7 separate regions of the Mus musculus genome follow, and regions 2, 3, 4, 5, 6 and 7 are each linked to region 1. Evidence: chromatin loops called from intact Hi-C (ENCODE). Cell type or tissue: heart. All regions are shown on one strand. Region 1 holds the start of Ccdc110 (coiled-coil domain containing 110). Region 2 overlaps Fam149a (family with sequence similarity 149, member A). Region 3 holds the start of Sorbs2os (sorbin and SH3 domain containing 2, opposite strand). Region 4 has its middle 29 kb from the start of Tlr3. Region 5 holds the start of Pdlim3 (PDZ and LIM domain 3). Region 6 overlaps Sorbs2 (sorbin and SH3 domain containing 2). Region 7 has its middle 44 kb from the start of Tlr3.

Region 1 (4,000 bases):
TTCTTTCAGGGTGAATTACAATGGGACAGATAGCTGAGTTGCATACACAGTAAATAAACAGAGAGCAAAGAATGAGTTCATGTGGGTGCTCAGCTTCCTTTCTCCATTTAAGCTGTGTAGACCACAGCCAAGGAATGGTGCCACCCACAGTGGGCAGCTCTTCCCACCTCAGCCATTGAAAGCCATATGATCCCCTACAGGCAGGCTCAGAGGTTCATTACCCGAGGGATTCTAGCTTCTGTCAAAGTGACAACTGTCATTGATAATTACAGATGCCCAACTCCTAGATCAGGGCCTGATACAGCAGGTTCTTCAAAATGCTTGCAGTTGAGCAAATGGATGGAGGCTCAGAAGCAGAAAAGGAGGGCCAGAACCAACCAGAAGGTACCCCTCATACGCATCCTGACAAGTTAAGGTTAGTTATGTTAGTTAGTTAACTAGCTGCTCTTATTTGTATAAGTCATGCTGTGGAGTATCACAGGAGTATCAGTCATCTACTGTGTTTGAGGTGAACTCTTCTTATTTGCTGCTGTGTTCATGAGGCTAAATGGTCCATGGCTTCCCGGATTCTGTCTCCCCTGAGTCTGACCTTTACAGGGGATTCGAGCTGATGTTTGCCCAGTAAGAACTTCACTCCTGAAACCATCTCCTCAGCCTCTAAGTGCAACACACATGCGCTTGCCGTATTGAGGCGACTCCAGCTTTTCTGACCTTTGTTGAGCGCAGGGGTAAATACTAGGCTATTTAAATGTCTTTAACCATCTGTGATGGTATTTAGTCTCGTTACCCTGCCCCACTTTGCTGGTTCCTCAGGGAAGATTACAGGTCTTCATGCCTGGTAACAGAGGAATACAGAAAGCGATGGTCTACTCATCCTCCATGTTCTCCATCTTCAATCAAGTTGACTTTTATCAGGGGAGGTGTGGCCTTGCATTGGCTAACGTGTGAAAAGGAACCCAGTCCCATGTCTACTCCATCAATTCTCTCTGCCTCACCTGGGGAACTCACGATTGGGGTCCCACCCATCAATCTAAAAGCCACCTTTGCTCATAAGTCCTGGCTCCTTCTCTTGATGTCCCACTGTGCACCCATGTGAGAGGGGTGCTGTCCCTTTGGGCTTCTCTTCAGGAAGTGAGATCCCAATGGCAGTGTTCTGTGGTCCTCAAGTTACTCTACACATCTGAGTCTTTGTTTATCGGAACTCGTGGCTGTTTGAATTCTTTCAAATATCCTCCCCATGCTATAGCTCATTTCCCACCAATATTTACTGCAAAAACGTAGATTTTACCTGGTTCATTGCCCCCGCTTTCCTTTACCCCCTCAGAGGAATTCAGGATCTTGGATGCTGAAAGGAGAATGGAGTCAACTTCATCTTCTTCCGCGAGGTGCTTCTCTGGAACAGACCCGAGCACAGCTTTTGGAGCTGGAAGGTAGCCTGGGAAGGTGAAGAAGCGAGGCACGGACATTCGGGTCGCCCACGCCCTCTGTGGCCACCAGAGGGCGCGCTATGATCAGGTAGAGATGTCAACTCTGCAAATAGGGGTGAAGGCGGCATCCCGCCAGGGGGCAGGCGAGTGCTTTCTCACTGAGCAGGGGATTTGAGGTCGGGAAGATAACGCACACCAGACCCATCCGGAAAACTCCGGAGGCTTTGGGATGAAGGGACATGGGTGTGGTTCCACTATCCTCCATTTCCCAGAGCCTCCCTCTAGAGGACAGCCTCCCGGATCGTTCTTACCGGGGCTCATTTCTGTCGCTTAAGATCTCTCCACCAACTGCCTTGCCCCAAGCATTCAGCTCTGCCGCTTCTAGCCGCAGCATCCCGTTGCCTAGTAACGGAGGTCGGGGGGGGGGGGAGCCCTGCCCACCCCCACCCTTTTCCGGAGCTGATGCAGACGATGTGATTGGTTTTCATTTATATGAAGTGCACTGATTTTCCTGTACACTTGATAAAACACTTGAAAAAGGCGGGTGCTTCCCCGGGAAGCAGAGCTTGAGTGACTGGTTAGAAAACACGAGCTTTTAAGTAAAAGTTTTCAATAAATACATATGACTTATTTTTGCAAAATCAGTTATCTCAGATAGAATATACAGTCATTGAGAACTGAATTTTAAATCACTGTGAGTAGGAATTGACAGCCACTATGATGTAATAATTTATTACTTAATAAATTACACCTGGCTTACTTTCAGGGAAGAGGCATGATGGTTTAATGTTCATGAGCTATAATTTCTTATTTTCTGGAGCAATGGTTTTTACAAGACTCGACAGTCTTTTTTTTTTTTTTTTTGGTCGCATTGGACAGCTTTAATACATTTAAATTTTTCAGCCTAATACATCTGTTAAACCACTATTCTAAAGAAAATAATATAGTTCATCAAATGCTGGGTATTAATGTAACAATGAAATATTATGTGACAACTCTAATTTGTGGATGGTGACGGTGAGTATTGGCTATTACATAGAAATCACCTGGAGATTTTCATGAGATGACTAAGTCACAACAGTTGGCATAGACTGTAAAACAAAATGATAAGTGTTTGCAATGTTAACCTCAATTTTAATCTGTGCACTGGTCTCAGCAGAAATCTACTTTTATTTTAGGATAACTTCTCAGTTAATCTATCAGAAAAATGACCTTTAGTAGAAAAGGTTTAAGTTTTAAAGATTTATTAATTTGTTTTGTGTGTGTGTGTGTGTTGTATGTGTGTGTGTGTGTGTGCATGCAGGTATGTATGTATGTGTTTGTGTGTGTGTGTGTGTGTACATGAGTGTGGAAGTCAGAGACTTATGCTGTATTTATTTATTGAGATCCACCTAAAGTTTTTGGAGCAGAGTATTTTGCTGCGCCTGGAGCTCACAGACAGTCTCTATTGTTTGGTCAGTGAGCCCAAAGGGATCCTCAATGTGGACAAAGGGCGACAGACATGTGCACCATGTTGCCCCTGGCCTTTTACCGTGGACATCAAACTCAGGTTCTCATGCTTGTGTGGTAAGCCATTCGCCAACTATCTGCCTGTCCTCCTGGACTATTAAGAGCAAATTGCTGACTTCATCCCATCTCTCCTGAACATTTGGGTGTGTATTTTATAAGAATACTGAAAAGAAGCACAATACACTGTTAATATTCAAGATTAGTGCTGATGCATAGTCACCCTATAGCTTCCAGGCATCACTGACATTCTTGCAGTAATGCCCTGGGTAGCCATAGGTCCCAGCCTAAAGGCTGGCATTACATCCAGTTGCCATGATCTGTTTATTTAATGCATTTTAATCTGATCAGTTTGATTTATCTTGAACTCCTACGGCCTTAACATTTTAGAACATTCTAGACCAATTATTCTGTAAAATGTTTTTGTGTCTTTTGTGGGTGTTTCCTAGTGGTAGATCAGGCCATGCACTCTTGTCAGGGGGGCATAATGGCTGTTGGTCCTCATTGTAGTCTCTCGGGTGGCACAGGATTGTGGTCTACAGCATCAGTGTGGTGTTCATTTGGTGACTAACTAATCTCTACCATAGATATTAAACCTTTGTTCTTTTTTGATTAAGAAATAGTTTGCATAAAATATTTTGGCTTATACAATAACTCCATTCATCACAAGCTTTTGGTTTTCTAGTTTACCTATAATTATCTCTGTATGGATCACTGTTTCTTATATTATTTACTAGTTAGCAATGGATTTTATTCTGTTGCTAAGATTACTTATATGAATGCTCAAATTTTCCTGGCTTGGTCGGTGACAGTTTCTCTAATTCATTCTCATATCAATAGACAGAAAAGTGTATTTTGTCAGGCTATGGCTTCTCTGGCCAAATATTTTGATCATCCCCACAACTGTTTTATAAAAGCCTGACTTTTTAATTGTAAAGTCCTTTCTTATGGGGATTAAAATCAACATTATCATTTTTTTAAAGCCAAAAGTCATAACACTTCAAAATCCTTTTACTTCAAAACCAATTTTCCTCTTAGAAAAATCTACTTTTACCTGTTAACTAACA
Region 2 (4,000 bases), 570 kb after region 1:
TCCGATAAAGCATTGTAATGATGACAATGTCACGTTTCTATCCAACAAATAATGTCCTTTAGAGATTTCACCATCTCCTTTCAGAGTTTGGACATGTGTTTCATTATGAGTAATATACGAACCTTGCATCTTTCTGTGATCTTGGGTAAAAGAGTGAACTTCATAGGATTTTATATTTTTTTTTCTTTGTAACAAGTCTTAGAGTTTTCCGTTTGTGATCCCTTCTCAGGCTAGCAATTAGTATGTTGCTAAATAATGCAGCCCATAGAGTCCTCATGTCACCCAGAGAGGGCTCTGGCGTACCCTGCAGATTGAATTACACGTTGAATACGCCATGCAGCCTCCGCCTTAGATTTTTGACCTGCAGCATAGAATTAATCACAGTGACCCTCGGTGTGTTCGTGGGGCAAATAGACCGTGCCACCAGACAGAAGAACTAGTAAGTAAGGTTAAGTGAGCTCAAACCTTCTGAATCTCAGAATTGAGAAGAGTAGGAGTGGGACCTCTCCCTGCTCAGGAACCCATTATCATGACACCCCACTGAGAGGACCATGACAATCTGTCAGGTAGGGAAACTACCCAGTGTCCTTCCCCATGCAAATAGAGCATTCCCGTCATCTCAAAACTGAGCATCTAGCCCTGGGTCCCACTCTACTCCTCAATGTTTATAAAGCCCCTGCCCACATGGAATAAAGTGCACAAGTTATTTTTACGGAGGATGGTCTAAGAGTTTTTACTGAGATGTAAACACTTGGGGAAGAGGTTTCTTTCCGGAAGCATTAATCGTTGAACCTCGAACCTGACTGACTGGACAGGCTCCGCACCGCACCGCACCGCACCGCACCGCACCGCGCACCGCCACACACGACACACTGCTCACCACCGCCAGCCTCAGTCACCTCTGCCGCTGACACTGGCACTGCTGTGGTAGTGGATGAGACCCAGGACCCTGGCTACCTGTCTTGGGCAGGCCACCCAAACCTTTTTGCTTCCTTTCTAAGAGCTGTAACACTTCTGATTTTCCTAGCCTGATCGAGACTCGGGGAAACCTATTTGTCCTGATTCTGTAGAGGAAGATGTTAAGTTTCAAACCCAGACAAACAACTGGGGTACCTATTTGGCATATTAAAACAGACCTGGCTGCCAGTTCTCCCAGCATCCCTCAGTTCCTACTTGTTACAGGGTATGGATATAACACCCTGCCCTGTAACCTGAACTCTCCAGCCCAGAGGCTGGGCTGCCCTTTGTCCAGAGGCTTTCCCCTATTTAATCCAGCCATTTTGGCTACCTGCCCTTTTTGTACCTTTGGCCTCCTGGCTGCAGAGCCTGGTTCTCCTCTCTCTCCATCTCTTCCCCTCCCCCCTCTCCTCTCAGGGTCACTATCACTCTGGATTCTCCCAGATGTGCCTGTCTCTGGCTATACTCTCCCACATGTCTATAATAAACTTTCTCCACCGTAACAAGGAGTAGCAATGTGCCTTCTTTCCTTTTTATTTATTTTTTCCTCATTCACAATAAACGGTTATGAAACATGAATACTCTCTTATACCTAGCACTGAGAGCAGGGTCTGACAAACGAGACATGCTTAATAAATTCTAAATGTTAACAAATGTTGTGGAACATATTTGTTGTATGTAAATAAAAGAAGCACGGAAGGAAAAGAACTCCACTACAATGAATTCAGTTAATGAGTTTGAGATGAATCTTTATAAAGTAAATATATAAGGTCAGCCTGGGCCAGTGTGTATAAAACCTCTTGCCCCTGACATTTTACACAATGTTGCTGACCTTGCTTGTCCCTTTGTATCGGAGAGGAGCTTCACTCAGGATAGGTTTCAGGATAAGATGAAGCTTCTGGTCCTACTCGCCTGACAAATTGCAAGCTCTCCATCCACCCGTGGTAGATTCTAATCTGAAGGCACTTCCTGTGTGCCGGGTGTGCCGGGTAATTACCACAGAAAGAGTGGTTCCAGATCTGAACAAGATTCGCCGTCCCTTCTGGAATGAAAATCTAGTAAATCCTAAATCTTGAAAAACAAACAAAACAAAACAAAACAAACAAACAAACAAACAAAAAAAACAAACAAAACCTCAAATGGTAAAGCAGTATCAAAAACTGTGTAAGGAAACTAACAACTAAAAGGGACGTGGCGCCACCTATTGGATTTTTCTTTGAGCCTTGGGCCACAATATTTTCATATCAGAGTCTTGGCTAAACAGTAATTGGGGAAAAGAAAAAGGAAGATTAGTACAAATATTAAGTATTAGTTTTCGAATTTAACAGTAATTTCATATTTAAGGAGGCTCTATTTTTAACATCTATTATTAAGGTACATTCGTGACAATGAGCCACTCGCCATTGGTCTTACTAGTGACTGAGCTCATCCCCCCGTTTTCACCAGAGGATTAGGTATTAGTCAGTGCTCTTCAGAGAAATAGAACCAACTGGAAGGGGTGTGTGTGTGTGTGAGTGTGTGTGTGTGTGTGTGTGTGCGCGCGCGTGTGTGTGTATATATGTGTGTGTGTCTGTGTGTGTGCATGCGTATGTGTGTGTGTGTGCGTATGTGTGTGTATGTGTGTCTATGTGCGTGTGTGTCTGTGTGTGTCTGTGTGTGTGTGTGTGTGTGAGTAGTTGTGCTTATAAATGAGCATTCATTTGCAAATATGTATTCCCTTGTCTTCTGGGCAGTGGTAGGTGGTCTGGATCCACTAGATAAGAAGATTTCTATCACTTCATTACTTAAGCAGGAAGCATTGTTCTAGATTTTGAAGCTGGAACAAAGATAGGCATGAACTAAATGCCATAGAAATAAATGAAAGTGGAACTGTTGGGGTGCTGAACAGGGCCCTTGGGAAATAGGAGTCAGGACAAGAGCTATGCATAATTGAGCAGTCCTGGCCTAGGTGTGCATTAGATGGTCGTCGTTTCAGCTCAGACCCTGCCCTTTGGGTGTCCAAAGCTCTGAAGGTAAGACTGTCTCCCTAGGCAACACTAGGAGATGGGCTCTGTTCAGGAATGAGATCCGACACAGCATTCATTGATCACAGCTGAAGTCAAAGGTGTGGCTCATAAAGAACTCAGAAAGAGCTGAAGTGTTTTCTTATATCACGTGGTCTTCAAAGATCCTAAAAATCCTATCAGAAGCCTTGACATTCACCAAAGGGCCAACTCACAAATGGTGGTATGGCTTAGAGGGAACACAATGAAATCTGATGAATTTTAAGTAAACGGCAGTGTGCTACAGGGGAGTCGTGTTGGAGGAGTAGTGGAGAGAACCACTGACTTGGACTAAAAGGAAGCAGGACCGCTTACCCAGAGTTCTGGGAGAAACCTGCTGAATAGGTTGCAATAGCACCAGCAAGCACAAAGACTGGAAACAGAGAGTGGGATAAGGGCCGGGAAGATGGCAGAGAGCAGAAGTGAGTATTCATGGGGAACTGTCGGCATGTGCCTGCCTTTGCTGTGTTTGTTAAACAAGAAGGTCAACAAGGTTATCCTATCCCTGCAAGAACCTCCGTTGTTCTCTGTCTGTGTAGAAGGCTGGTGGCTCCTCTCGAAACTGGGGCTTTGAGAGCCAAAGCCATGGTGGTTCTGGAAGCCCCCAAAGGCTCTGCCATCCATTCCATATGCCAATAAAAGGAATGGTAAAAGTAAAGATGAGTAATGTTTTTTTAAAAAATCAGGAAGGAATTTTATTCAGCGCATCCACATTGGGAAGGGAACCCGAGAAAGGAGTCCAAAGACCCCACATTCATCCTCTGGATCCCGACACGAGTTTCAGATTTAAAGAGAAGAAGCTGAGCAAGGCCCAAGACTTTCCCTGTGGTATGTCATTTTAGGGATCCAAAATTTAGGAGAATGGCTTATCTGTGCGTGCCTTCAGCTAAAGTAAAGGTGATCGACAGGAGATGAAAACAAGAGATGTCAGTTTTTACCAATCGGCCCTTGGGCCCAAGTGACGAGGCTGTACTCATCAGCAATAAGAGTTGCGAGCGCCT
Region 3 (4,000 bases), 120 kb after region 1:
GTCACGCCCAGCCGGAACCACACTCGCTCCCAGCCTTTCCCTTCACGGAAGACATTGCCACGTACGGTACAGATGAAAAAGTCAAGAGCCAGACATCCCATGCTGGATGCGAATTTAAACTCTCCGCTCGCAACCGGGTGAGGGCCGGGTCAGGGAAGCACATGCAGTTTTCCAAAGGGAACACAGAGAACTTTAAGAAGAATGCAAACGGACAAGATCCAGGTAACATATAATGCTTTACCTTCGAAGAGAAATATTGGTAGGAATCCCCAGTGCACTGAACTCTCAAAAGAGTTTCCTTTCTTTTTAAACTAAGCATCAAGACCAGTATCTGTAATAGATACTTATAATATTGGAAATGACGAGCCTTAGCATCCTGTATAGCCACACAAATACTTCAGAGAATGCAATTGAACATGTTTGTTGAATATGGAAGCTCAGTGTATTTTACATCAACCACCCATATGCTATGTTTCAGGGAAAGAGATACATATGACCCATTCACATTTCAAATATTGTTCTGCTAAATGACAGCTACCTGCTAAGATAACAAACGCAGAGCCTAGAAGCTAATAATAATGCAATTAGTCACTAGGGCCACGTCTTCAGGTACCAGGACCAGTGCTTGGATACACATCATTACTATTGATCATCATAAACTAGACGGATTTACCCTGACACTGTCCATAGACACCTCTGGTCCAAGGGTGGGTAGAGAGCCCTGGGGTTGCAGTCAGTATGAGACTGTGAACAGACCCCTTTCGAAATTCAACCGTCATTTCCTAACCCACATCATTAACTTAGTGCAAATTAAGTTCACTGCTGTAAGCCTATTAATTGGGAACATTTTAAAGTAGTATTCCTGTAATTTTTTTCAATATCTATGATGGAATACATAAATTTAAAACTGAAGAATGGATAGGAATTCCCAGCCCCATAGATGCTTTACTCCTATAAAACAGTATTTAAATTTACAAACGATATTATTAAATATAAAATATCGAATGCATAAATGATATTATTTTCAAGGATAATGAAGACTAAGCTGTGTATGGTGGTGCATGCCTTTAATCTCAGCACTCTGGAGGCAGATCTCAGTGAGCTCAAGGCCGGCCTACAGGGCTACATAAGAGGGACCTTCCTCTAGACATTTTTGAGACTTTTAATTTAAGGAATCATTAATTAATGTAATACACAGAGAAACAAGTGCAAGTCACCCATAATGTACACATTACCCTTCCAGTTCTTTTCTAATTCCTTTTGAAGTTAACAACTGTATCAACCTGTTAGTAAGGAGATTTGGGGGTGATAGTCCGGTATTTAGTATTATCATTAGACTTTTACTTGCTCACAGCCTTTGATCCTCCAACCTCCCTAATTATTTAAGTACACTGTCTTTTTGACAGTTAGGAAAGCTGGGCTCTTTGTGTGGGGCTCACGTAATTCCTGGGTGTGTGCCAGCAATTTCCACCCTGTAATATGAAGGGTTTGCGCTATCTCATTCAATTGTGACTTTTGTGACATTTCAAAGAGTTTCTTGGATAGGAATCTTCCTCAGATGAATGGATAACTACTGATCTGTTTCTAAGGAAACTTGCCCATTCCGGCATTAGAGTTAATATAGTTTACGGGTCCTTGGCGAGGAGAGGGATTGTAGTGTTGACGGTCACTTATGGATGTGCATTTGTGTCTGTGTGGGGCACTGTCTGCTATCGACCTTGGTCATGCAGCTTAGATGCCTCAGCCTAAGATCAGGGAGACAAACAGGATAAGAAGCCTCTTCCCCCTGTGGAGCCCATAAAGGAATAGATAATTCACCTCATAGTTTTCTTTTGCCATATACAGATTCCTCTCCTTAATCTTACATGCTATACAGTGAAAACCCCAGAGGTAATAGTTCAACTTCACTGTGGGTGTTAGTTACACAGACGTACATCTAAAGACATTTTGCCCTTCATTAAATGACAAAAAGAGATGGAAGGACGATTTTGATTGGCCCTCTGTTGAATGACGTATTATGACGGACTAGATGGATTGATTTGGTTAAACTCAGCATCTGTGTTTTGGGTTTCCTGTGGGTTATTCAAGCAAAGTGCTTCCAAATACCATCTTTGCTACAGTTTGTGCACCCCATCGCCACCTAGTGGTGGTCAGTGGTAGTAACATGTAAAAGTTGCGCCTTTTGTTAACAGGGATTAAATCCCTTGGGCCTAGATTGATTTTTTTGAAAGGATGTTCTGAAGCCTACAAGATAATTGGAAGTAATAATGATCTGTTTTGCTGGCCACGCTCTTCCTTTTCTGCAGTCTCAATTCTTGAGAAGAAATGACTTGTTAGCCTGCACTGTTTAAGGTTGAGTTCTATTTTAACTGCTCAGGCATTTCTATCATGCATAGCATCTCAGTGTGCTGAGATCTTTATAGAGTGCTATATACTTATAATATTTGGAGAGGCTTATGCAAACTGTGAGCTTGAGAAAGCAGCTTTCAAGTTAAGAGGTTGCCATTACCATGTGAGACATTTTAAGCAAGAATTTAGCTATGGTTATATTCTCTTGATAAGGTTTTCGAGTTCAACAAAGATTTGAAAGCCCAATGATGCCTCACAGAGCCCTAAATATTTAATGTCTGTCTTCCCTCCTCAACGTTACCATGGGGATGAACTATATGAAAGCAATGGTTTCATCCAGAGATTTTCATAAGTACATATTACATCCTTTGAGTTTTCCTTTTTTAAAAATGATATAGAAATGGATACAAAAGAGGCAGGTTTTAAACACATGGTACTGTGCAAAGCCAGGATCAGTAATTAAGATTAATATAAAGGATCAAAGCCGGGTGTGGTGGCGCATGTCTTTAATCCCAGCACTTGGGAGGCAGAGGCAGGTGGATTTCTGAGTTTGAGGCCAGCCAGGTCTACAGAGTGAGTTCCAGGACAGCCAAGGCTACACAGAGAAACCCTGTCTCGAAAAACCAATATATATATGTATATATATATATGATCAGTTATAAAAATTTATGAAGCTTCTTTGAGGTTTATCCTATAATCTGGGATTAGCAGACAACATGCACTATTGCAGCTAGAAGTTTGAAAGCCAAGTATTTACTTATGCCTCCCTCAAGCCACCCCAGGAGGATCAGCGGTAGGTTAGATGATTCTCTAAAAGGTATGGATGCTACTTTAAAAACCATTGTGGACAAGGTCTCTGGAGCTCTTGGGTTCCCAAGACTTTCTTTCTCAGCAAATGCTAGCTGTAGTGTGTGTCAGCCAGAAATAGAGGGCTGTGACTCAGCTAACAAACAAAAATCACTTACTGGCCGGCCTCTTTTCTCTCTTAGATTAGGAACGTGGAACACATATTAAAATAAAGGAGAATCTTCTGGCCCTCAGACATTTAAGTAGTACACAAACTTATAAAATGGAAATATAGGCAAGGAAAAAAACCTCAGGGCGACTCAAAGCAAGGCATCTTACTAACCCATGGGAAATTATGAATGAGTTCTGTTAAGTTTTATAAAATTAACTTACTGTCTGTCTGTCTGTCTGTCTGTCTGTCTGTCTGTCTCTTATCGCCTCCTGTGAGTATTTGTGTTAGCTCTGGAAGGCTGTCAGTAGAGATTAATCTCTACAAACTGACACTCCCTCCTCCCCTATGGCAATACGAGTCTGCGTCAACAATGGAAGCAGATCTGACTCTGCAAAGCAAAAGGCACAGAATGCCTTACGTGTGAAACACGACTTGTACTTATGAAATAGAATGGGAACACTAAAAATTAAGCTCCAAGACCTTGAAATGCAGAGCTGTGTGGCAGGCCAGCCAAAGCTAAATCAGGGCCCATTAACTTAGATATGGTGAAAGGAACCCTGGAGTCTGCATAGATGAAAAACCCCACATTCCTTGGCTTCATTCCCCAGAACTCAGGGTGCCATTTAGAATCCGTCCAAGTTCTGCAGATGTTACAAAACTGCATAGTTGAAGGAGAAGCAACTGACCTCAAAG
Region 4 (4,000 bases), 490 kb after region 1:
CATCGGACACCTTTGCTGGAAAGACTAGGGGACACAACCTGTATGCAAAGTCAAATCCAACAAAGAGAACCTGAGCAAAGCATCTGAACAGAAAGCCACCACCGTTCCCAAAGACCATGAACACATGACAAAGAGTGCAGAGGAAGTTTCTACTGGATAGGCAAGAAAATAAAAACATCTGAGTACATTTTACCTTATTTGCTGACAGCACCCATATCTGTGGAGATTGCTGTGTGCGTATAATTGCTGTTTTTCATTGTATTTTACCCCACTGACCTTGTTTTAAGTTAGAATGCAGAGCAATGGCTTTCACGATGGCCTTGTTCTGCTTACGTGTCATTGTGCTTTTCTCTCCTTTCCCCATACTCTGGGCTCCTTCCCCTTCCAGAAGGTTCTCTTTCCCTTCTGTTCTCATGTCACCTGTATTCCGTTACTTCCCTCTCTCTTAAGATCGTTTCTCCTGACTCTCTGTGCAGTGAAGGGTGGTCAGCATGGGGACTCACAACTAGTTAAAGTGCAGAGTGTCAGTGAGGTGCTCAGCCAAAAAGGTGACATCTGTATCAACACACACACACACACACACATGCACACACAGAGAGACACACACATGCACACACACACATGCACACACACATCAACACACATATACATACACACACAAACATGCACACACAGAGAGACACACACATGCACACACAGAGAGACACACACATGGACACACACACATCAACACACATATACATACACACATACACACATATACACACATACATACACATATACACACACATACAAACATACATATACACACAAACACACACATACACACACACACATACACATACGCACATGTTCAGGGACCATCACAAGGAGGAGGGGGAGCAACAATTGTAAATCCAGAGGGTGAGAAGAACCAGAATAGAACAGTGTCTTCATGGCACTGCACTGGTGAACCCACAGTGGCCTGCATATGATCAAGTCAGAGTCCCAGCCTGTGAGACCCCTCCTCTATTGAGGAGCTGTGGGCAGGTGCTGGCTTCTGGAGGAGAAAGAGTCACTTTGTCTAAGAGACAACCATGCTCCTGGGAATGGCTGCACACTCATGGATATATGAGACCAGCACAAACTGAGTTATTAACAAAATAAAACAGGAGGGGGTAAGGATTTGGGGAGTATCTGGCAAGAGTTAGGAGGAGGAAAAGAGAGAATATGATGAAAATACATTGTATGGAACTCTCAAAGATTAATTAAATATATCTTAAACTCCCCTATCATACACATAATTTTAATAAACACATTAATTACCATTTTCTTTTTCCCATTCTCCTACCCTCAGAGGTATGACACGTGTAATGATATATAATAATGTTTTAGAAAAATAATATTTCTAGTTTTGCCTTAATTAGTGCTTAAGTACACACATATATTTGTATTGAAATTAACTTGCTAGGAAAATCCTTAACTTTTGCAAGGGCAGTTATTGAGACAGGGCCTCATTAAGTAGCCTAGCTGGTCAGGAACTCACTCTGTAGGCCAGGATGGCTTCTAATTCATAGAGATCCACCTGTCTTTGAATGATAACAAAGTTTCATAAATAATTTATAGCTATACAGTTACTTCTCAAGATCTCAAGTCATGGTGTGTGTGTGTGTGTGTGTGTGTGTGTGTGTTGCTAAAAATCAAACCCAGTGTTTCACCCACACATGCTAAGCATACAGCCTTTCAGTTAGTTATACTACTCAGGCTTTATATTTTCATATATTAAAGTCACACATGCTTGTGTATGCATCCAATTTGACTGGGTCTGGCATGTTGAGAGGAATTCACTACTGGCATTTGATATAAACGATAGGAAAAAGGCAGAGGGGACGCCCTTTGCTTATTCGTTAGTCACTGGAATGTGGAGTAGGGCAACTATCTTCTGTACATATGTCATTGCAGTGCTGAACATCCAAACTAACCTTCTAGCCCTGTAAGTATGCTATTTGTAGTTCAGGTCATTTAACCAGAGGACAATGCTTCAAAGAAAACAACAACAACACACTGATCCGGTTTAGCACTGCAGAGGACCACAGGGAGAAAGAGACAACAAAGGAAACGATAAAGAGGTCGAGAAAAGAGAAAACTTAGTTTCCATTTGTTCTAATTTCTACAAGAGTTATTTAGTCCTCTAGATTTACTTAGCCAGCATCTAAACAGCATCTAAACTCAGGGACGGCTAAAGTGAAAGGGGAAAATGATCTCTCTGCTCCATCTAGTGTTAAGTTTTGAAACAGCAGTTCTCACTTCCTAGTTACCTAATTGGAAACGGAATGAGGAATAGGATCAAGTCAAGCTCCCTCTGTACAACTGTGAAAGCATTGCAAACAATGCATTCCTAGCATCGTGTGCATGTTTTACAAGGTCGTTGAGGCAATCCTTAAGTCTAAGGCACGGCAGCAATTATGATGGGGTCATGCCTTGGAAGCCTGACTCTGGCTTAGATTGGGTCTGCCACAAGCCAGCTTTAACATCATAGTCTGTCTGGAGTTGCATGTGATTATACATCATGTGTGATTCTGGGTGTGAGTGGAGGACAGATGGAAAGAAGGAAGAAAGGAAAATAAAAAGGCAGTCATAAAGGAACCAGAGGATAGAGGCATATTGCATCTGTTAGATCATACTCCCTAGCAACCTGCCCCCCTCTCTCCCTCTCCCTCCCCCTCCCCCTCCCTCTCTCTTCTCTCTCTCTCTCTCTCTCTCTCTCTCTCTCTCTCTCTCTCTCTCTCTCTCTCTCTCTCTCTCCCTCTCTCAAGCCCGATCATGCTTCCTGTAGAGCTCAGGTCTCTACCTCTTCTAAAACTATAACAGAATATTATAAACAAACACTCTTCCTTATCTCAAACAACTCTGATACCCACCCAGAAACTGTCTTTGAGCTATGCCAAGCTAACCACCCTCCCACTTGGTGGAGGATGGGGAATGTGTAACATAGGAATAGGGGACTTTTGCCTCCTTCCATGTTACATACTCTTATAGTCTCTCTCCCCCTGTATGCTTCCTGCATCTTGCTACCCATGGCAACCAACTCCTCCTCTTTCACTTTAAGCTATCTCTGCTGATGTTCTCCTATTGTCTATAATTCCCTTACCACCAAGGTCCCGTCAGTTTGCTGCTGGTGTGATGTACTAACTTCATAATGCTGCCTTACCTCTGGGTAAGGCCAATCATGGCCTACCTGGTTTTAAGGCTATCTCCCCTAATGCAGCTCATTTCTGAAGGGCGATTGTGTCTGCTCCTTTCCTGAATCTGCCACTCCTGTTCCTAACAATCCATATCATTATGTCTATTGAGGGCAAATGGACAGATCTGATAAACTACACTGCCATGAATGCATCTTACTATAAAAAAAAATCTGTTGAAACTTTATTAAACAGGATAGTGACAACGGCAATGGCCACTAGTTGAATATGTGTTGTTTGTCATATGTCCACACATGGTTTTATTTAATCCATGCCATAGTCCTCTCAGGCAGAAATTATCAGCAGCATTCTTCACATATGGAAAATATGAGACTTCAAGACCTTAGTAGCCTTGCACAAGGTCCCATAGTCATTCAATGATAAAACAGCGATGCAGTTCTCCGATTTCCCATTATCAAGCTCCACGGTGCTCTCATGGACCGAATGCCTCTTTCTTCCAGAATGCTTTGGAATCATGGCCAACCATGGCTACATAGCTGGAATCCTTAATCTCCTTTCTGTCATGTTCACTGGAATAGTATTATATATACTAAGGCAACCATGGTGCAGAACATGGGGAGGGATGGGGATGGTTGTTTCAAATGTGGATCCCAGGTCATAAAGTGAAGAAAAAGAAAGTTAACTTTACATAGCATTTTTAGATGTCAGGATGGATTTGCTTCTGTGAAAACACGTCATCACACAGGACCAAATAATGGCAGGCAAAGTGTTGGTTATGGGAGAATCAGATGGTGTCACTATCAAGTGATCGTTTCTAT
Region 5 (4,000 bases), 50 kb after region 1:
GCATGAGCAGAGAAGCATAAAATAAGAAAACCATAACACTTGGAACATAAAATGATAACATTTAAAAGTTTGTGCTTTCACGTTTCGAACGGCTTGCATGAGTAACTGAAAAGATTGCTTTCAAAAGTTGAGGAAGTTATCAACTAGATGCTTAACAATTACTCTAGAAATTTGCTGACAGAAAAGGAACCCTGGGTTTCATTTTTACACCCTCCTTCTTGTTGGGTTCTGCTTAAGATACCCTGGAATAAGGCAGTTTGGTTTTTTGCTACTACAGTCTTCCTTTTTAAAGTTATTAGACTGAGTGGTTGCTCTCTATCAGGTAAACTATAGCCCAGGTTTTCTTTGCAGTTTGAGTTATAGGTAATGCTTCGTCAGCCAAGTTCCAAGCTTTGGAAAAATATTTATCCAAAATGCCTGGAAACGGAGGAATACACATTAGTAATATTTTCCCTGTCTGGCTGATATGAGAGGTTCCGACTTGGCCAGTCCAAGCTGTGCCCTGAGAACAGTACCCTGCTGAAGTTCCCATCCAGGCAAGAAAACTGCTCAGATGCAAGTGTAGAGCCACCAAATAACCACTAGAGTGACACCTCTTTCTTGCTCTCCATATCTGATGTGTGTGTGTGTGTGTGTGTGTGGTGGGGAGCCAAAAGCACCCCTCAGCTATGGAGCCCTCCTCTGAGCCCAGCACTGTCAGTTGACCTTTCTGGCTAATGTGGCTGGGGACCAAGGAAAAGGGATGCAGAGTTTGTGAGCTGCCTTGATTAAATCTCAGAACTGCTTTGCATCCTCCAGCTTGTTGCTGAAGTCTAACTGGGAGCCAGAAGCTCAGGCCCCCGCCAGTGCACCATCCTGCCTCCCTCCCTGGGTCTCTTGGTTTCTCTCTTTAACTCCAGGGCTACTCTCGGATGCCAGGTGACCTGTAGCACAAAATCAGAATGGAAAACACCTACCCTGGTGATGACCAAAGGCTGATTGAAGTCTATGCCCCCAGAGAGTCTGAAGCCCCAGGGCGCAGGACCCGGGAGAACTACGTTCTGGGGCATGGTGCCTTCCCTCGAGTGGGTCCAGCGACGGTGGCTCTGCAAAGCGCTTGTCTCGGAACCGGACAACCTACTTAGCTCCTGGGGCTGCGACCTAACTGGGAATGCTGTCCCGGAGATTTATCCCTGCTGCGAGTGACGTCACTGGCCTCCCCTCTTCCCCGCCCCCTCCCACCAAGGAGAGCTCCAACTTTGGAAGTGAGAGACAGCGCCTGGTCAGAGGCGCTCCCAGCTGGGTGCAGTCGCCCAGACCTCTCCCCGCCCAAGGAGGCTTCGGGTTACAGCTTCCATCATTCCATTAAGTAACACCTGTCCTCCTGTTTATCGTCTACTTGCTCAGCGGTGCACTTTACTGGGAAGTTAAAAGCAATCACACCGCAGCCTCTATGCTTTCAATTAAAATAAAACCCAAGCACAACCAGGCACTTAGGAATTTAGCAGTTTTGTGCACGCGTTGATGTTCTCTCTTAGTATCTAGCTTTGGTCAAGTTAAAGTCTTCATTTCTTTCGGCTGTAAAAACAGGAGTAATTATTGTACTTGTAGGAGTATTGGAAGGATTTGGTGGCAATAAAATGAAATGTTTCTGTGCAGCGCCCCGCACAGCATAAAAAACAAAAAAAGTCGAGTATTTCTATAATTAAAATATATGTTCCCACGCAGATTGTGCTTGTCTTTGTGATACAGAAATGACTTTGTTATCTGTGAAGTTTACGCTCGGAATCACCCCCTCTTTTGCCCTGCTTACCCCTCAATATCTCACCGCGTGCTAAGTACGTTTCGTTTTAAGTTTGGGCTACATTCACAACTATCCCAGCCGCAGGCGGCAGCACACTGCTTAGACTCTGCATGTTGGACACGGCTGTTTAATACATGGAGGCAAGAGTCAGGACGCCTCTCTGGATGCTGCAGCCAAAATGAAGGTGTCTGTGGGAGTGGGAGTAAAGGGGACCCAGAGCAGAGCACTTGCAATAGAGCATTCTGTTCCGATGTACTGGGAGAAAAGAAAAAAGTGATTTAAGAACCCGTAAATGGAAGGAATCCGTCTGGGAAAGTGGAAACGGCAGAAGGTCACCAAGGAGATTTGTTGGTCACCTCTGTGGTCCAGGTGTGGTAATGATTGCTTTACCTGTGTCTTTGTGCCTTTGTTTTGGCTGGTGTCATTTCTCAGGCTGGCGAATAGCTTCTCTGAATTGGAAGAGCTCACATCAAATCCTATAGCTAACAAATGGTAGAAGTAAAATAAACAATCCAGGTTAGCTCAACTCGAGGGTCTGCTTGGACCAGGAGGAGAGGTGTGTGTGTGTGTGTGTGGGGGGGGGGGGTCTGGGTAGCATCCTGGTTTAGATGTAGTGTAGAATCAAGTGTATCTGGTGCTATGGGTTAGGATGCTCTGATTCTTAAGAAGAGAGGCAAGGATGGGGAAAGAGAAGTGTGAATTGCCTAAAACCCGAGAGAAGGGTCTTGGACTTAACGAGCAAGCACAGGGTCATCCTGGCCCAGGAGAGCAGAGCACTTGCAATAGAGCGTTCTGTTTGGACGGTGCTTGGAGCAAAGATAACAGATCCAGGAACCTGTAAATGGAACAAAACAGTCTGGGAAAGCTCAGGGCAGGAATGTCACCAGCCCACCCAGAGCCAGGGATGGCACCACTCCACCCACTGTGCTGGGCTGCCTGGGTCTCAGGGGATAGAAAGGCCAATTTTCTAGATCCAGGTATTTTCCAGTGTCCTACTTTGTTGAATTATCAGTAAAATAAACATAACATGTTCTGTTGATTTTGTCTACTGTGAATAGGTGTATGATTATAGACCACGTTTCCTCTGTCAGTCACTGGCTAGGTTGTTGTACACCCCCACCCTGCCCCACACCTCTGTGTGCACCCACATATACACGCATGCACAGCTACACACACACAGATGTCTGCACACACAAATAACTGTTGCAAAAATAATGAGATGTTGTATAACTGTCATCACCAATTATTTAAACCTATCTCATGATTTGGCTAATAGGTCCGGTTGCCCCCCCCTCACTCTCTTTCTCTCTCCGTATATATATAATCATTGCACCAAATATTTGGTGCCATTAGATCAGAGCTTCTTCAACTTTTTCCATTAATGACTCATTTTTATTCAGGAAATTTGATATGAACCTGAATATACATACATACATACATACATACATACATACATACATGCATACAAACACACATACATATTCCATACATACATATATAGTGGGGGTTGGTTCTAATATTGTTTGTGTTAATTCAGCTCCCCAAATCACACAGGAACCTTCACATCTGTGCTGAGGGTCCCTGCCCACAGTTGGCTCTGACTGGGAAGTACCATTGCCAGTGGCCAGTGGCTGGGCAGGGAGACAGAGGCAGGACTTTTAGGATTCATGGGCAAGAAACACAAGGATTCCACCATGACAAGGGCATAGGAGACAGACCACACAGGGAAGGTGCAGGAGGGAGAGACAGCAGGAATGTAGGTGCAAAGGGGAGAGCAGCCCCAGAGGGCTGCCCTGTAGGGTCCAGGGCAGCAAAGATAAAATACAGATTTAGTAAGTATTTACTCAGGAATATCGGAGGGGAGTGTGTTAGCCACGTGGAGGTTCAGGAGTGGCCAAGCTACTGAGATAGTTAAGGCATATTAAAATATAGAGGTTGCATTTGTGTCTTTTCATTCACGAATCCAAAATATTTGGGTGGGTGTAGAGGAGGCCTACAAACCTGCTGGGAGCATAGAGCAAATTTGATAATTATCGGTTCACATATATACATATAGCATATATACACACATATGTAATATAAAGTAAGTTGTAAGCCAAAAATTGTTACTAATAAATCATAAAGAAATCTACTTTAAAAATCTTCAGTATGCATATATTCTTGTAGCAAAGCAAGTTTATACAAATGAGATGGGCATGCTTGTTTATTTTTACATAC
Region 6 (4,000 bases), 140 kb after region 1:
AGAAAGCTTCATATGAAGTTGCCAAATTGCTTATGAAATACTGAGGCCTTTTTCTCACTAAAACAAATTATAAATAGTTACATTTAAAAATGACAACTGCAAATCTCCCTTTCAGTTTCTTAAACCTAACATAGTTGTGTGATTTGCATGCAGGATGATACTAAAGGTATAAAAGTATCCAGCATCATCATAGAATTTTACCTGTGTAACTGGGTCAAAGTTTAGGAAAATATTTACTCACTCTAACAAATATAAATATGTTGAATACTACAAACCATCAAGATAATTTTTATTTGTGTATATAGTATATTTTTAAGTGATTTAAACTCATGTTTTGATAATGTACTATATACTATATATCAGGGTATCAGAAAACTGAAGAAGGTAGTTAAAAAATTGGATTACAACTTGTTTCAGTTTAAATAGAAAGTGTCTATCTAAGTTTTTGAATTCGAAATTTATTTTATTTATCAAGTAAATTAAAAAGTATACTATTAATATTATTAAATCATTATTCTATCTGTTCTATCCTTTTTATATGACATTATTTTTGTGTATGGGTTTTTGCCTGCATGTATGTCTGTGCACCATGTGTGTGCAGTGTCTTTGATGGCAGTCTTTCCCTGGGTTTGGAGATATGGACCATTGTGAGTTGCCATGTGCACACTGGGAACTGAACCCGGGTCCTCTGGTAGATAAGCAATGACTGTTAACTACTGAGCCATCACCTCATCCCCTTTTATTCTAATTTATTGTTTTCCAGCATGTTGTACAGTACAAATTAAAGTGAAGGTAAATACCAATAAGTAAAATTGTCCAGTCGTTAGTAACAATTTTGTGGTTTTTTGCCATTAGAAATTATATTTTATGCTGTATATTTTTAGTTAACAGGGCTTTGACTTCTCTTGCTGTTACTGTAATCTGTGTTATATTGAGAAACTTTATCCTCTTTGTCCTTCAATTTCTCAATATAATAATATTATATTATAATAATACAAATGCATTTATAATAATACAAATCCATTGACTCATGTTGGTTTCAGTTGGACAATGCATCTAGCTAAAGCTCTCTGCAGAGCTAGTGTCTAAAGCCTCGCTACTGACAGCCCACTCCCAAGTCTGGAATATTTACTCCAGCCTCATGACATGTCTGTCCTACACAGATTCACTTGGGAAGTAGCTAAAAGCACCAAAGCATGCTGTTATAAAGTTATGTTAACTTCAGTAAATACCTCTGGTTAGAACTGTCATTTGCCTTCTAACATTTGTGTTAACTGTGAAATGGACTTATTCAAGAGTCATGTTTAGCATAATCCAATTCACATTTCAGTACAAGTTTATCCTAACAGAAATAGCAAGTGTGTATATCAAGTAATAGAAAGAAGAAAATGAGATCCTTGAATGATAGAAGTCATATCTATATCTAAAAGATACATTTACAAAATTCCATCCAAATTGTGCCCTTTATTTATTTTTCAAATTGTGCCCTTTAAATGGAGGGAGTTAGTAAACAATTTGTGGGGACCAACTTCTTTGCGTGAATAAGTATAGTGTTCTAAGGTTAATATAAAAATCTAAGAAAAGTCCATGAAACCACTGGCTTTGGTTCATAATGAATCTAAATATATCTTAGGGATACATATATTGAATTATAGTTTTTGTCTTGATTTAGCCTTTTGAATTTGAGAGGTGATTATTTTAGGATATTAGATAGCCAAAGAAAATGGGTTATTTTGCTAGAAAATTGGTTTCTGGATTTGAATCAATGTCTTGATTTGAAGCTTTCCAGTTATATAGCCTGCTTTTTAAAAAACATTTGGATCTACTGTTTGTGAAGCATGCTGTATAGCATTAGTATAAGTAAATATAGCCTTTAAGAATGTGGAGATTTATCATTTCTTTTCTTTTTCTTTCTTTCTTTTTTTTTTTTTTAAACAACATCCGACTTGTTTTTATTAAGTGACAAATTTGCGTTTTCTTTTAGTTTTAAGTGAGTAAATGTTTGTGAATTGATGAGTACTTTCAGCCAACACATGAATGTCAAATAGCACACAGGCAAATGAGAACTACGTAGTCAAACACGCCGCACCACACAGCTCTTTCCTTGGCAACACATAATGACGTCACGTGGTCTCACGGCTCAAGAGTGATGAGATGCAGGATGGGAAAAAAACGAATACGAGAAAGGATGGGATCTGTGCCACGTGAGACAAAGAAAGGAAAGAGCATCCACCTTGGAGGCTCAGTGCACTCCCATAGTCCTGTGCGTGGTAGTTGCTGGTTGTGTCCACGTCAGGGAAAGAGGCACTGTGAGGCATTCTCCCACAATCATTTTGGTACAGGGGACAATGACTAGCACCATCTGGAGGCAGTGGGTGGAAAGGCTGGTGCATGGGGCTCCTTTTGAGAGCATGAAGAGATGAATTCCTTTCAGGAATCTGTGGCAGCAGTTCACTGATAAGCCTGTGCAGGATGCTGTTGTCTGGCAAGCTTCCCCTCCGCTTTTCGGCTTTTATTTGGTCGCAAATGTCTTTCAGGGCAGAGTCCAGAGCTTCAACTACTGAGGCTTTGCATTTTGCCTTTTCAGTCTGTTTTTGGGGAGTCAGGATTTTTTTCCTTCGGAAAGGCACAGGGCTGACTAGAAATGCAAGCTTAGACAGGCCAGGATCCATTTCTTGCCTTCTGGGTCGGTCCATGTTTTCATGCTTAGCTCTTTCATGTTTTAGCATTGTGGTAAATCGAGTGTAAGAAGCCGGGCATCGGCCTTTGCAGGAGCTGATGAGGTGTCGGTGATGGTGATGGTGATGGTGGTGGTGATGGCTCGATCCGTAGAAGCTTTCAGAGGATGTGAATGAAAAGTGGTCAAAGTCACTTTCACTACAAAAGGACGACCCTTCGACGTGAACGTAGTCGCTGTGGTCGGACACAACCCCATCTTGGTCACTGTCGGAAAACTCCATGTGTGTTCTAGGTTGCTCGTCGCTGGTGACCTCGATGTGGATGGGCACCAGGGTGTTAGACTTGCAGCTTCGCTGACCCTGAGAAGGGTGACGAACCTGAGTTTCTTCCTCCAGCAGAGACTCGATAGAAAATCGCCTCTTGGGACACAAACCATTTTGTGGGGGTTCTAGGGTTATAGGAGATAACATTTCATCTCCTAGATTGGGCATAGACTTCGACTTCTGAATCAGCTTTTCAAATTCCGAAATGCGAGTGGGCACCACGTCCCTGGGCACCTCCTCGGTGGAAGACTGGCTCCATCCGTGCAGCAGCCCCCTGTGCTGTTGCTCCTTCTCGTACTGCAGGATCCTGGATTTCACCGAGCAAATGACCTCTGAATTCATCAAGTCCTTGCGGTTGATGCGATGCATTTTCTTGTACATTTTGAGGAAGCCTGGGGCATTATGGGCTGACCTGTGTTTGAGCCTAGATCTGCTGTTCCCGCACACTTCCTGGATGTAGGGGGACGCCCATGTCATGGGGCAGCTCTCTTTGGAGTCTTCTTCACATAACAGAGAACCCATACTCTCTGACTTGGTTTTAGGGTCTGGGAAGCTGTCGCAGTCGTCATTCAGGAGATCATCGCAGCTACGTGATTTGATTTTGGGGGAAACGGTCTCTTCAGTGCTACTCCAGATCTCTGCATTTTGCCGGGCCATTTGCCAGCCATTCTTGAAAGTGATGGCCCTTTGCGAGTCCCCGGGGACGTCCAAATGTTGTCTGTAAGCGTTGCAGCACTCTAACTCACCAGAGGGGGTGCCATTGAGCCCCGAGTAACTGCAAAGGGGCGGACACATTTTGCTATCATCCCCACCTTTCAGTCCAGAGCGGCATGGCAGGAGAAAGACATTTGGAGAAGTTAAAAGGTTCGCAGAGAAAGGAGAGCATGTCAATATTAGCACAGCAAAGAGAAGGCAGTTAGTGTGGGTTTAATATAGGCCACCTTAACACACATAGCTTTAATTTCAGAGGGAAGCAAGATAATATTTTTCAGTGCAAC
Region 7 (4,000 bases), 480 kb after region 1:
CTGTCACGTTACCTATTCCTACTGAAGTCCTCATAGCACGCTCTTGGAACTATAGACATGTTCTCAGCTTGGCACCACAGAAGACAATGCTGTGGGGCAGATGGTTTTGAAATCTTCAACTAACCATCCTTAAGCTCAGCTTCCCAGAGTCTCCTGTGACTCAGCTTCTAGGGGTCTTCATATCAAAGAATTCTTGGCTCGTTGTGCAGCCCAGAAAAATCTCATTTGTACAATTTCTGTAGATTTTTTAAAAATTATTATTTTTATTAGGTATTTTCTTCATTTACATTTCCAATGCTATCCCAAAAGTCTCCCATACCCCCCCCCACTCCCCTACCCACCCACTCCCACTTCTTGGCCCTGGCTTTCCCCTGTACTGAGGCATATAAAGTTTGCAAGACCAATGGGCCTCTCTTCCCAATGATGGCCGACTAGGCCATCTTCTGCTACATATGCAGCTAGAGACACGAGCTCCAGGGGGTACTGGTTAGTTCATATTGTTCCACCTATAGGGTTGTAGACCCTTTTAGCTCCTTGGGTACTTTCTCTAGCTCCTCCATTGGGAGCCCAGTGACCCATCCAATAGCTGACTGTGAGGATCCATTTCTGTGTTTGCTAGGCCCCGGCATAGTCTCACAAGAGACAGCTACATCTGGGTCCTTTCAATAAAATCTTGCTAGTGGATGCAATGGTGTCAGCGTTTGGAGGCTGATTATGGGATGGATCCCCGGGTATGGCAGCCTCTAGATGGTCCATCCTTTCGTCTCAGCTCCAAACTTTGTCTCTGTGACTCCTTCCATGGGTGTTTTGTTCCCAATTCTAAGAAGGGGTAAAGTGTCCATACTTTGGTCTTCGTTCTTGAGTTTCATGTGTTTTGCAAATTGTATCTTATATCTTGGGTATTCTAAGTTTCTGGGCTAATATCCACTATCAGAGCTGTGATGTTACTGCAGGCTTTCATGGTTCCCTCCATTAGTGACCTTTAACTTTTGTTCTCTGAACAGCTTTGGTTGCTCACGTTAACAAGTTGGTTTTGTTGTTTGTTTTTTATTCTGCCCAGGCTTGGGAAAATTCTCTGTTAAATACTTTTTTTTTTTTAATTCATTCAAAATAGGTTTACCACATGTTGATCATGTGCTGGGCACTTTGGGAAGCAATGAGATATGGTCGAGGACAAAATAGACAGAAACTCCCTTGTGAATCGCATTCCTTAGCAAGGGACTGGCAATAGACACCATAAAAATACATCATGTGTCAGACAGTGTGAGCGAGGTAGAGCTACTCAGATGCAACCGCCCCAGCCTGCGGATTTAAATAAAGCTTAAGGAAAGGTCTTTGTGTAGGTGACATGTTAGGTAAGACTGGAGGACACTGCAGAAAGGAGGGTTGGATGCCGGAAGCTAGCAGAGGCCGGAAGCTAGCAGAGGCTGTGAGAAAAACCAAAAGTGATCACTGAGATCTGGGGCGCTGGAAATGGAGAGCAAGGAGATGGTCACCCACAGAGATGAGAAGAAAGGAAACAAAAGGAAAGATGGACACCCTACCCCCCAGGAGACTCAGTAGTCTCCTCAGGGAGAGATGATCCACACTATTTTATCATGCCGATGGGTAAATTCCTGTCTTAAGGTACTCATTGCGATGGACCAACCCCTGCCAGAGTGCATAGTATGGTCACAGATAGGTACCGAGAGCTCAACACATAGGAAGAGACTTAAGGGACTAGAACAGGGTGTTGAAGATACTCTCCTTTTCTCCGCTACTCAGCGTGGGGGTGATGTTCTGTTGGCAATGTGACTGGCAGCCGTGGTGCATGGGCACAGCCCTGGCATTCCAGGTCTACTACTTGTACCCTGCATTGTAGGCTTCCTATGGTTTCCTGTTAGAACTCTTGGCTGTACATCCAGAGAACAACAATGCCCTCTTGTGGTCAATGGGCAGAACTGGAATTTATTTTAATATTCTCTCAGCACCCTGTGGGTAATCTGAGGACTTTGTGAACAGCAATCTGCTGCTCGCTCGCCAACGGGAAGGAAATGATTGGCAGAATTCACTGGGTAAAATCCAGACCCCAATAATCCTGGTTTTGTCTAACTTATCTGGGTGGTTACAGCCCCAGAGTCCAACTCAGCCTTCGGGGCAGTAGATCACACATTTATCTCATTCATAGTGCAACATTCTTCCGGTTAGATTCAAGATACTTCAATCCCTACTGAATCTTCGAGTGATCTTTTATCGGTTAACTCTGCAAACAATCCCCCCTTGTCAGCCTCACAGATGAGAGTCCAGCGCCTTTATACAAAGTGGAAAAGCATAAAATTCTAAATAAACATGTTACCAGTGAGGAAAAAGGATACTTCTCAGTTGTCACTTAGAACGCCTCTTTGAAATTCTGTTTTAGGATTTGCCCCAGACATTCAATGTCTATACTTGAAATTTGTATTATGTCCCATTATGCTAAAGTTGCATTGCATAATGTCTAATTTTGAAATTATATTCTAGGAAAATTACATTCAAATTATATTATATAATAGTACAGACAATTTACATTAAAATTGTATTTATAGTGTAGGTAAATTATATTAAAATATATACAATAAAATATACAATTGTCATATAGCTAAATTATACTGTTATGTTATATTATACATAGTGTGTGTGTGTGTGTGTGTGCGCGTGTGAGTGTGTGTGTGCGTGTGAGTGAGTGTGTCCCTGCCTTCATTATAGGCCTACTACTAAAAGTCTCATTGTAAAGAAAACACATGGTTTTTGGCTTTTGGGAAAATGCATGCTTTTATTTTTATGATTCTTCAAAAACTGTGTAACCCATATTTGCAGAACACCCCTGTGGTATAGCTGGCTGCCTTTGCACAATCATTATCACAAAGATGAGTGTGCTACACAGGGATAACATTGCACAGTGGAATATTTCAGCCCTTGTACAAAGGGGAAATTTCCCAGAATATACGACCATCCACGTGCTTTAAATCACTTTTGAGGCACTAAATCTCAAAGGAGACATCATGAATGACTACTGAGAAGGTCACCTCTTCACTGTATGAGGAAGAGAAGGGCTGTTGTACTTGGATTCAAACCGTATAATATGGTGAGTATGGTTTTGACAGAATATGAGAACTAAGAGACAAACCAACAGAAAATACCTTCTATGAGATAGGAGTACAGGATATGGAGGGCTGCTTGTATTAAGAAAAATACATACTTAATTTAGACATTGTTGTTTTTTATAGATGTTTAATCTATAAATAGATATTGGATATATAAGTATATGGAGATGTTTAACATCTCCTTTGACAAATCTTGACAACTGTTTTAACTTCTTAATTCTGTGAGAATTCAGAATAATAGAAAAATGGATGCTGGGACAACCCAGAATACGCTGGCTGCTTAATTAGCGTGTGTAATGAACATACTTCAGGGCTCAGGACACCCACCCTTACTCTGTCTGACCTTTAAATACTGGGGATATGTTGGCACATGCAGACGGAGCTGTGGGGCTTTCTTCCAGTCTCTCCATCATCCCCTTCTGCTTCCTTCCTTCTTCCCTTCCCCATCCTTATTTCCTCTTTTCTCCCTCCTCCCACTTTCTCTAGTTCCTTATTCTCACCCCAGTCCGCCTTTTCATGTTCTCTTTACTCTTTTTTTTTTTTTTTTTTTTTTTGAGATCTCATCTTGCTAGAGAGCCCAGGCTAGCCTTAAACTTCCATGCAGCCTAGGTTAGCCTTGAAATCACAATCCTCCTGCTTCGGCCTCCCAAGTACTAAGATTTTAAGCGTGTTACCATACCTGATTCTGTGAAATTTCCTACATTTTTTCCCTTCCTCTTCTTATAGTCTGATCTTTGTCTCCATCAATTTGTTTTTAAAAGTAAGCAGTTAAAGAAAAGGAAACACTTTCTCTTTATTTTTAGTTTTTTAAAATTGCATTATGCTACCAATCATCTGATGAGATGCTGTCTAAACTCAGGCTGCTGCAGATTCACCTC

The links. Hi-C counts contacts between places; a loop is a spot of excess contacts. Peaks named below come from ENCODE experiments on the same cell type or tissue, not always from the same donor. Only the 100,000 strongest peaks of a DNase experiment are listed, where the experiment ranks them.
Region 2: a loop joins it to region 1, with 4 times the contacts of the local background. A loop is called at or near these places in 8 of 42 quality-filtered maps.
Region 3: it touches region 1 in a loop (11-fold over the local background); 40 of 42 quality-filtered maps call a loop at or near these places.
Region 4: it touches region 1 in a loop (11-fold over the local background); 38 of 42 quality-filtered maps call a loop at or near these places.
Region 5: it touches region 1 in a loop (2.2-fold over the local background); 5 of 42 quality-filtered maps call a loop at or near these places.
Region 6: a loop joins it to region 1, with 8 times the contacts of the local background. A loop is called at or near these places in 14 of 42 quality-filtered maps.
Region 7: a loop joins it to region 1, with 8 times the contacts of the local background. A loop is called at or near these places in 39 of 42 quality-filtered maps.

The regions. Positions count from the first base shown.
Region 1 is chr8:45,932,453-45,936,452 of GRCm38, reverse strand. It overlaps Ccdc110 (coiled-coil domain containing 110), which reads right to left and starts at 1,834. Exons shown (of 7, transcript NM_001033246.3): 1 at 1,739-1,834; 2 at 1,289-1,435. The coding sequence starts at 1,748. In heart, no CTCF peak of the experiment used is centred here; a DNase peak (open chromatin) is centred at 1,562; H3K4me3 peaks cover 638 bases; H3K27ac peaks cover 548 bases.
Region 2 is chr8:45,360,679-45,364,678 of GRCm38, reverse strand. The region is part of intron 1 of Fam149a (family with sequence similarity 149, member A); the gene reads left to right. Among named protein-coding and RNA genes, the nearest start is that of Fam149a, 20 kb to the left of the region's middle. In heart, a CTCF peak has its summit at 2,160 (motif pointing left); no DNase peak of the experiment used is centred here; H3K27me3 peaks cover 306 bases.
Region 3 is chr8:45,815,327-45,819,326 of GRCm38, reverse strand. The region is part of intron 21 of Sorbs2 (sorbin and SH3 domain containing 2); the gene reads right to left. It overlaps Sorbs2os (sorbin and SH3 domain containing 2, opposite strand), which reads left to right and starts at 30. Exons shown (of 6, transcript NR_045739.1): 1 at 30-222. In heart, a CTCF peak has its summit at 2,151 (motif pointing left); no DNase peak of the experiment used is centred here.
Region 4 is chr8:45,437,648-45,441,647 of GRCm38, reverse strand. No RefSeq gene overlaps it. Among named protein-coding and RNA genes, the nearest start is that of Tlr3, 29 kb to the right of the region's middle. In heart, a CTCF peak has its summit at 2,261 (motif pointing left); no DNase peak of the experiment used is centred here.
Region 5 is chr8:45,882,629-45,886,628 of GRCm38, reverse strand. Pdlim3 (PDZ and LIM domain 3) reads right to left here and starts at 1,142. Exons shown (of 8, transcript NM_001374652.2): 1 at 957-1,142. The coding sequence starts at 1,049. In heart, CTCF peaks have their summits at 573 and 1,847; DNase peaks (open chromatin) are centred at 1,198 and 1,908; H3K4me3 peaks cover 2,291 bases; H3K27ac peaks cover 2,600 bases.
Region 6 is chr8:45,794,792-45,798,791 of GRCm38, reverse strand. Sorbs2 (sorbin and SH3 domain containing 2) reads right to left here. Exons shown (of 24, transcript NM_001205219.1): 16 at 2,234-3,814. All of the region lies in intron 1 of Sorbs2os (sorbin and SH3 domain containing 2, opposite strand), which reads left to right. Among named protein-coding and RNA genes, the nearest start is that of Sorbs2os, 23 kb to the left of the region's middle. In heart, CTCF peaks have their summits at 2,361 (motif pointing left) and 3,749; no DNase peak of the experiment used is centred here.
Region 7 is chr8:45,452,422-45,456,421 of GRCm38, reverse strand. No RefSeq gene overlaps it. Among named protein-coding and RNA genes, the nearest start is that of Tlr3, 44 kb to the right of the region's middle. In heart, a CTCF peak has its summit at 1,939 (motif pointing left); no DNase peak of the experiment used is centred here.